Regions from separate parts of the Homo sapiens genome. Here region 2 is linked to region 1. A link is a contact called in ENCODE Hi-C data. All regions are on one chromosome and are shown on one strand. Each heading gives the region's core, a stretch centred on a gene start or an enhancer-like site at or near the end of the contact. The rest is flanking DNA. Distances are from core to core; before and after follow the strand shown. Region 1 overlaps TRDN (triadin). Region 2 holds the start of TRDN (triadin).

The links. A loop is a pair of places that touch in the nucleus more often than their neighbours do. Pooled maps may share reads with other maps.
Region 2: a map of cardiac septum shows a loop between it and region 1 (5-fold over the local background). The contact joins the promoter of TRDN here to the enhancer-like site in region 1. A Hi-C loop is called at or near these places in 2 of 168 maps with a recorded cell type or tissue (cardiac septum and posterior vena cava) and 5 of 50 pooled maps.

The regions. Positions count from the first base shown.
Region 1 is chr6:123,528,153-123,532,116 of GRCh38, forward strand. It overlaps TRDN (triadin), which reads right to left. Exons shown (of 41, transcript NM_006073.4): 5 at 2,354-2,413. LOC105377982 (a long non-coding RNA gene) reads left to right here. Exons shown (of 6, transcript XR_001743833.2): 2 at 3,454-3,514. Among named protein-coding and RNA genes, the nearest start is that of TRDN-AS1, 91 kb to the left of the region's middle. RefSeq lists a silencer at 1,479-1,679. Within about 2 kb of position 1,884, at least 2 of the 41 ENCODE cell types and tissues checked have a DNase peak (open chromatin) inside an H3K27ac peak, as active enhancers do.
Region 2 is chr6:123,635,631-123,639,485 of GRCh38, forward strand. It overlaps TRDN (triadin), which reads right to left and starts at 1,320. Exons shown (of 41, transcript NM_006073.4): 1 at 1,124-1,320. The coding sequence starts at 1,145. The region is part of intron 1 of LOC105377981 (a long non-coding RNA gene); the gene reads left to right.

The DNA.
Region 1 (3,964 bases), core at 634-3,133:
TTAAGAAAAAGAGTCAGAATTGAAACTCATTATTTGACACTATAAAATCAATTAGTTAGAATATTAATATAGAATTGTTTTAGAAATATATATCCTGTGGGATTACATATTCTGTGTGATTTTTTTTTTGCATCCTTCTTGATGGGTCAATTATATAGGTGTAGACTCCCAAGGCTCTCCCGATGAGTTCCATGCTTCTAAAACCTTTCAGAATATCATATTGTCCCTTGAAGGGGAAAAAAACTATAGAGAAATAGAATGTGATCTAGCTTCCACCATAACGAATATCTTTTGTCATCCCACAAAACACACCAGCTTGAGCATAATGAATCTTTTTGGTCTCAGATATTTATTGACTCATTTATAATCATCACAGACTACTACTACCTTTCAAATACTGTATCTTTTCTTCTAAGGGTTCAAAATGCTTTGATAATAACTTAAATTCCTAACTATCCATCACATACAACCATAACTGACATGGAACATGGCATACAGAAAACAGTATTTATCCACATACAAGAGCAGTTGTAAAGCAAAACATTTATTTTCACTGAACTATTTGAGAATAAAGAGCAGGCATTAGTCTACCCCATTTACAGACGGGAAACTAAGCAATAAAGTGAAATCTTTTGTTCATATTCACACAGAAAAACTGTGGAAAACATAAGCTCTCTCTGATTTCCAGCTCAGTGTGGAGCAACTGAAGCTCTACTTTCACTTTCTTAAGAAATAGTTACTTTTACAAAACATATTTGGTCTACTCAAGAAATATATTCAGGTTGATAATCTCCAGCTCAGTCTTTGAGAAATTTATTTTAGACTTCAGCCAAATTCACTGTCTTAATTATGGAAGACTTGCTAGTTTAATAAACCTACTCTACAGCCCACTGCTCGGTCTTTGACATCAGAATTCTAATATAGCCAGGTCCAAAATGCAAATGGTGCCATCTACATTACTACCGCCACTCCAGCAGCACTGTTATTAAATTAATAGCACAGTCTGCAAGAAAAAAACAGCAGGGACCCAAATGGTGTGGAACCAGTTGAGTTTCTGTTTAACCTTCAGCAGATAGAAACACAGAGCCAGTTCAGTCATGGTTCGCTTAGTCAATCCGTACTCAAGAGCTGTGTCCAACTTCTGTGATCAAAGGAATTAAGAACCGAAAAAAGGAAAGAGAACAGTAAGGAGACATTAGTTTCCTAAGTACAAATATAAATAGGTTTCAACTGAGTGAGCTTCAATGTTCTGATTGTTGAAGAATTGGCTGACCAATCTAGAATGAATTCAAACATTAGGATTAAAGACATAATATCTGTAGAATGATTTGAGCCCTTCCCAAAAAGAAAGCACATGAAGTATATTTTAAAAACAACAGCAACAACATGGCATTGTATTAATATAAATTCACGTGCTAGTATAATTTAATTGATACTTTTATTATTTGAAAATTTACTAGCTGCAACTGTGGTATTTACTACAGATAATTTTGCATTAGCTGGTTTATGACATAGTAAATACTGGATAAAATTCCATTTTTATCTCAGAAATAAATTATCTCATTTTCTGTCTGCATTATACAAATATAGTTATTATGAGATCTTTATTTTTGCCCTGGCTCATTCAAAATCATGTGAAACTGACCATTGGGAAAACCTGGGCACGCTTAGAAGAATATATTTTTGAATGTCTTGCTTCCTATTAGTTTCTTTAAAGTTTTATGACTATCTCTGTCACCCACAGAAAAGTTATTCTTATAAGATAAGCAAGACAATGCTGGCCTTTCTTAATTTGCTTCTGCTGCAAGATTGCCATTACTGGATTCAGTTCAGCTGAAAGTGATATTAATCATCATGCTGTCACTGTCCATCTACCTCTTGAGGCTGTGCAGGAGAGCCGTGGGGCTTTCTTACATGACCTCTGCCATGAGGTCATATAATGACTCTGCATTTCTACACCAAAGATTGTAAAGATATTGCATGACAGAAGGAATTCAGGTTAAAAAAAAATAAACTCTGACTTGTTACACTAACTTCTTAAAAGAAAAAAAATTATTTCCTCAGTAAATCAATATGTATTTGAGCTACTCTCTTAGTAATTGTAAATAATTTAAAAATTATTACACATTTTGAAGTTACTTTGATTCCATCTATTAAATATTATTTATGTTATTTATACATTTATAACTGAAATTAACTGATATACATTTATAACTGAAATTAACTGAGGAGTAAATTTAGTTATTTAATATCAAAAATGTTACAAAAACACTAAACATGAAATTTTTTCTCGCATATGAATACACAAAAATGTATATCTAAATGAAGAATAAACATAAAATGAAATGTTTACCTTTAGTTTGTATTTTCCTTTCAGGTTTCTCTTGTTTTTCAGTCTTATCTTTGTGTATTTCTAAGAAAAAATAGAATTTATAATTTTAAAACTCTGAAAATGTATAAAATTTAAGCCATAGCTATGACCTAAACTTTATAAACCTACCACAAAGTTTAAATTATTATACAGTTACTAACAAGTTTATTGGAGTCTAAAAGAGTCTTTGTAACATATTGCTAAACAAATCACTTATTTATTGAAATAAGGGAAAAATTGGAGTTATCTCAAAATTAGAGTTATTTGGAAAAGCTTAAACATTTAATAGACAGAGCTATGTTGTCACCATTTTCAGTGCTAAAATTGGTCACAAACTATAATTATTTTTATTTCAATTACTCTCAATACAAATTAAGAATCCTTAATAAGAATGTCATTTAGATTTAGGAAGATTTAGTTTTTACATATTAAATTAAGAATTTGTGAAATGAACTGTAACAACTATCTAATAGGAAATATATTTCAGAAGTATTGACTCTAAGCTATGTTTATAATCAGCATTTGGCATTACATTTAACCAATAATTACTGCAAGCAGATATGACACATTTCATAGAATAAGTTAGTTGTACTTTTTTTCTAAACATCAGGTTTTAGCAAATATATTCAATTTTCTGCTAGCTTCAGTATACATACATTACCAAGGCTAAGAAAATGGAGTTAATTCTGAATTTACAGTTAATTTGGATAGAAGTGAATTTGAGATTAGAGTTTACAAATATGATTGCTACCTTTGAAAAGTGACTTAATCTTAAATATAGTGTTTTTTCTTAGAAAAATGCTAATGAGGTTTACTTATTTATTTATCACAACTTTATTCCACAGATGGTCTGAGATGGTGTTAATTACTGTACACATTTTAAATTCTCCATTTGTAAATCTGCATTTGCATTTTTGTAGTTTTTCCAAAAGTCTACTAAATTAAGATCAACCATGGCAACACCCTAAATATCTTCAGAAAAGACAGCTACTAGCTTTCATTCACCTGTTAAGGAGGTAACCACCATTGTGAAGGTTTTCTTCCTAATTTTTCTCATTAATCAGTTATCTTACTATTTACAGGGTCACTAATCTACTCTTATCTCAACTGTGACTTTGAATATGGTGATGAAGATATGAACAGGTAAGGCACTCATTCTTGTCCCTGAAAACAATTCTCCAAAATGTAAGGAAATATCTCCAAATGACATAGGAAATGCCCATCTTCCTGTCTCTCTCACCATTTTGTTTATTTCTTCTCTAGTCTCCAAATTTTACTCTACAGCAGGGTTTCTTACATTAGCACTTTTGACATTCTGAATTGGGTGAAGCATTATTTTGGGGAGGGGCTATTTTGTGCATTTTAGGATATTCAGCAGCATTCCTAGCCTCTACCTTTTAGATGCCAGTAGCCCCCATATCCACCTCCCAATCTTGACAATGAAACATGTCCAGAGACTTTGCCAAATGTCTCCTACAGGGCAAAATGAATCCTAGTTGAGAACCACTGCTCTAAACTTACATGATAACCAGAGTAATCACTATCACTGTCTAGACCTATACTATCCAATGCAGTAGCCACTAGACATTTGTG
Region 2 (3,855 bases), core at 70-2,569, 110 kb after region 1:
CTCCAACAGAAATTACTGTGTGTCCATACTAATTTCTACCCTCAAAAATAAAAACAAATATTCTATTTTTCAGTTGTATTATTCAAAGCAAACCAGCACAGCATTTAACTTGGAAGTTGTTAAGAGCACCACCTGTCTGATTTTCTTACAGCTGTCAGAAGCAAATTTTAGATCCACCTCCAAAAGTTTTACCTCAACTAGAACCAGACTGTGTCTGTATTCAAAGTAATTTAGTTTTGAAGGTTTCCTTCATTCTAAGAAATACGTACATATATATATGAAGTATATATGAAATATAAATATATATAACTAGCAACCATCAAATAGAAGATATGTATTATAGTATGTAGCTTTCAGTAAAGCATTGAAACAGAAAATATTTATTGTAACATAAAGATAGAATTTACCATTTAGAGGAAAATGAAGAATGAATTTACAAAAAGAACCAGAATTCTAACACTTAATTGCTTTATTTTAAAAATCATACTGATTCACAGTAAGTTTGTGGAATTCCAGTCTTTATCTCTGAATTTCCATTAATGGTCAAATAAATACAAATTTTATGGGAACACTTATGTCTTAAATTGTATATAAATCATATATATGTATGTGTGTTTTACATACCCTAGTAGGAAAGGAAAAACAAATTTAAGGTCTCCATTTAAAAATATCATAAAGCAGAAATGCTTCAAATTACTTTTTAAGTTTAAGTAAGCATTAGTGTAATATTTTAAGTAAGCATTAGTGTAATATTTTAAGTTCATCATGGTCTCCATCCTTGAAAACTTTGTAATTTTTGCTGGATAAGATATCGGCCATCATGTTACATGACCATAGCTATTTATAGAGGTGTGAGTAACAACTGTTAACTAGTGGGGCCTTTGGTATAGCAGAGAACAGTTTCCACATGCAAAATTTAAGAGAAATCTCTTTTTGCTCCCCCAATATACAGATCTGGCAGCCTCTCAGCTCCTAAATCCACTTCTCAGATCCTGTATAGAATCATTGACCAAGGCAATTACCTTAAAGCAACATTTTAAATGGACACATCGACAGTTAATGTGGCTGTCGATTTGCATATTTTTTTTCCTTACTTGATACTATCGGAAAATGGTAGCAATACCTTCAGCAGTGATCTCAGTCATGGTGGTCGTCAAAAGTAAAAGTCAGTTGAAAAGTTCCCGTCAAGTTGCACTTTGCAGAGTATTTGGGGATTTGAGAACTCTGGTGGAGGGTTCTGTGTCAAAACCTGGGGGCTCTTCGTTTTCCTGGCTGTTTCTGCTGCTTCTTTGTTGTCCTGTTGAACTTTGCCTCTCCTCTGCAGAGTTCTCCCCCTGGAAACAACCTAAGCCCTTTCCAAGCAGCACTTGTGGCTCAGCTAGAAGTATCAGCTTCAAACAAAAATAGCCTCATCTCCCTAGGACTCTTCAGCACTTTTTTTTTTCTTTTTTGGCACTCTAGAGGAACACACACACAGACACACCAGCTCTTCAGCCCCAAAGAGAGAAAGGCAAAAAACAAACAAACAAACAAAAAAAACCAAATGAACTACAAAGTACCATCTAAGCCCCCGCAGTTTCTCTAAGATAATTACAGATCCTGGGGTCTATGTCAGAAAACATGAAATAAAGAGTTGAAAGTAATCTTATCCGTGAGAGCTCAGATTTATTCTTAGTGCTCTTAATGCTCAGAACATTCTTCTTTCCCTTATTTGGTTTGGGGAGGGTCCCAAATGTCTATCACAGGCAAAAGGGAGGGTAGTCTTGAGTAATTTTCTAGAAGTTATGTTCCTGTTGATACAAATCCACTTAGCAAGTGCAGTTATTTATATAGGGCTACACTTAAAATTGCAACTATTAAATCTTGAAGCTTTCTTTTAAAGTAGTCATATTGTAGAAGATTAATATTTTCTGAACACTGGCCAATAAGAATTATGTAATGTGAATTTATAGTGTGATACTTGAAAAACATTGGATTGATGAATTACTATCTTTTTAATTCTCTCTACTACCTTACTAAGAACTAAATACCTGCATTTATCCATGCAGTAAAAAGGAAGGGAAGGTGACATAAAGTTTAGTAGTCCACAGCCAATATTTAAGTAAAGTATTTCCTTATCTCAACTTAAAAAAAAAAGGATTATAGCAGCCACTAACAATTAACCAAATTGGCTGATTAGCATTTCACCTTCCCACTCCTAGACAGGTGTTAATGAGCAAAAAAATATTCAATAGTTGGTAGTTGGAAGCAAAAGGAGAATCGAAGGGCATTGATAATCATAAACTCTAGCCAATCTGTGAATAATCAAGGGTTGACTACACTTTTATTTTATTCTCATATTCAACCTAATAAATGCTTGTAGTTTAATCTTTTAGCTTGAACTTGATACTTTTCGTTTTCAGACCTCCCGAATTCCTATGGTACTTCATAGATCATGAAGCAAAGCCATGTTTGTTATTTTTAAAATTCAGGCTCAGAAGAGTGCTGCAACAGCTATTTCCATAGGCAATGACCTCCTCCCTGTTAGTGGTTCTGTCTTAATCTACTGCCCCCATTCCTGACACAATAGAAAGTTGCTCATTTACCAGCTGAATACATAAATTAGTAACAAATCTTAATTTACAAGGAGGAAATGATTACATGATTACATTCATGATTTTATTCAATTCCTATATCTAGGACTGGGCCTAGAGCCTTTTAACTACAAGTTTGCTATCTTCCCCAAGAAATGAGGCCTTGTTGCAGATACTATGACTTAAGGTAAAGGGGGTCACTGCAAATTAGGCCCACTAGCGGGATGAAAAGATACAAAATCCTCAAGAGCAGCTTCCCAGAGCTCTGGGTTGGTCTAAGGAGGTATCCTAAGAGAAAAGCCCTCCTTACATTGCCCCCCACAAAGAATCTCCAGTCAATAGTGCCACAGCAGTTCCAATTGTTTTGAAAAACGTAGCACTTCATATCTCCATTCATCAGTTACTTTCATAATCTTTCATTGTAGTTAACTGAAGGAATGACATCTTATGTAACTCATTAAGAATTTTCATGGGTCAGATCCTAAATAAAATTAGGCTCTGGAACAGGAAAAAACTCAACTTTTCAAACTAGTTTTACTCAATAAAAAGTTAAAATAAGACTCTAGAAAAGAAATACTAAATTCCTAGTATTGATGTTAGTCTTAAGTTCCCAATCACTATTTTCATGTTAAACATACTGGAAGGAAAAATAAAAGAAAACATATTCTAGACAATAAACATGTTTTGAAGATAATAGCTTTTTCAAACCTTTCTGTGAGATGAGTTGATGAATGTCATTAGGCAGTGAGAAATTGGCATGGTTCTCATTTTGAAAAGTTATTAGGACTCTTTCAATTTATCTGAAACTCCATTCATGAGGTATGTCTTTGAATTCCAAATGGAACCCTGCCAAGCTTTCTGAAACCAAGCAACTGACATTCTTACAAGTGTGTACACCTACTCTTCAGGGAACTCAAAGAATAAAACATTACAAACGATTCATTTGCCCTTCTTTATTTTTAAAGGGTCTTCATTTTTAAAGAGATGTTACCAGTTCATTGAGCTCTTTCAAAAGGACCCAAAAGTGATATTTCTCTCTTCTCAGCAATAGCTCCTGGAATAACTCTCACATCCCACTTCTGCACAATCAGCACAGGTAGACTTGTCATAGTTTTGCATACAGGGATATTTATAAAATTAGGACATTAATAACTGAGCTAGTCTATATAAGTAAATGATAAACTGTGAAAATTTGTTCTCCTATTAATGTCGCATTTAGGTCAAGGGGCATCTCCAACCTGATTATACTGATCATTACCCCTTGTAATATTCACTAGTTATT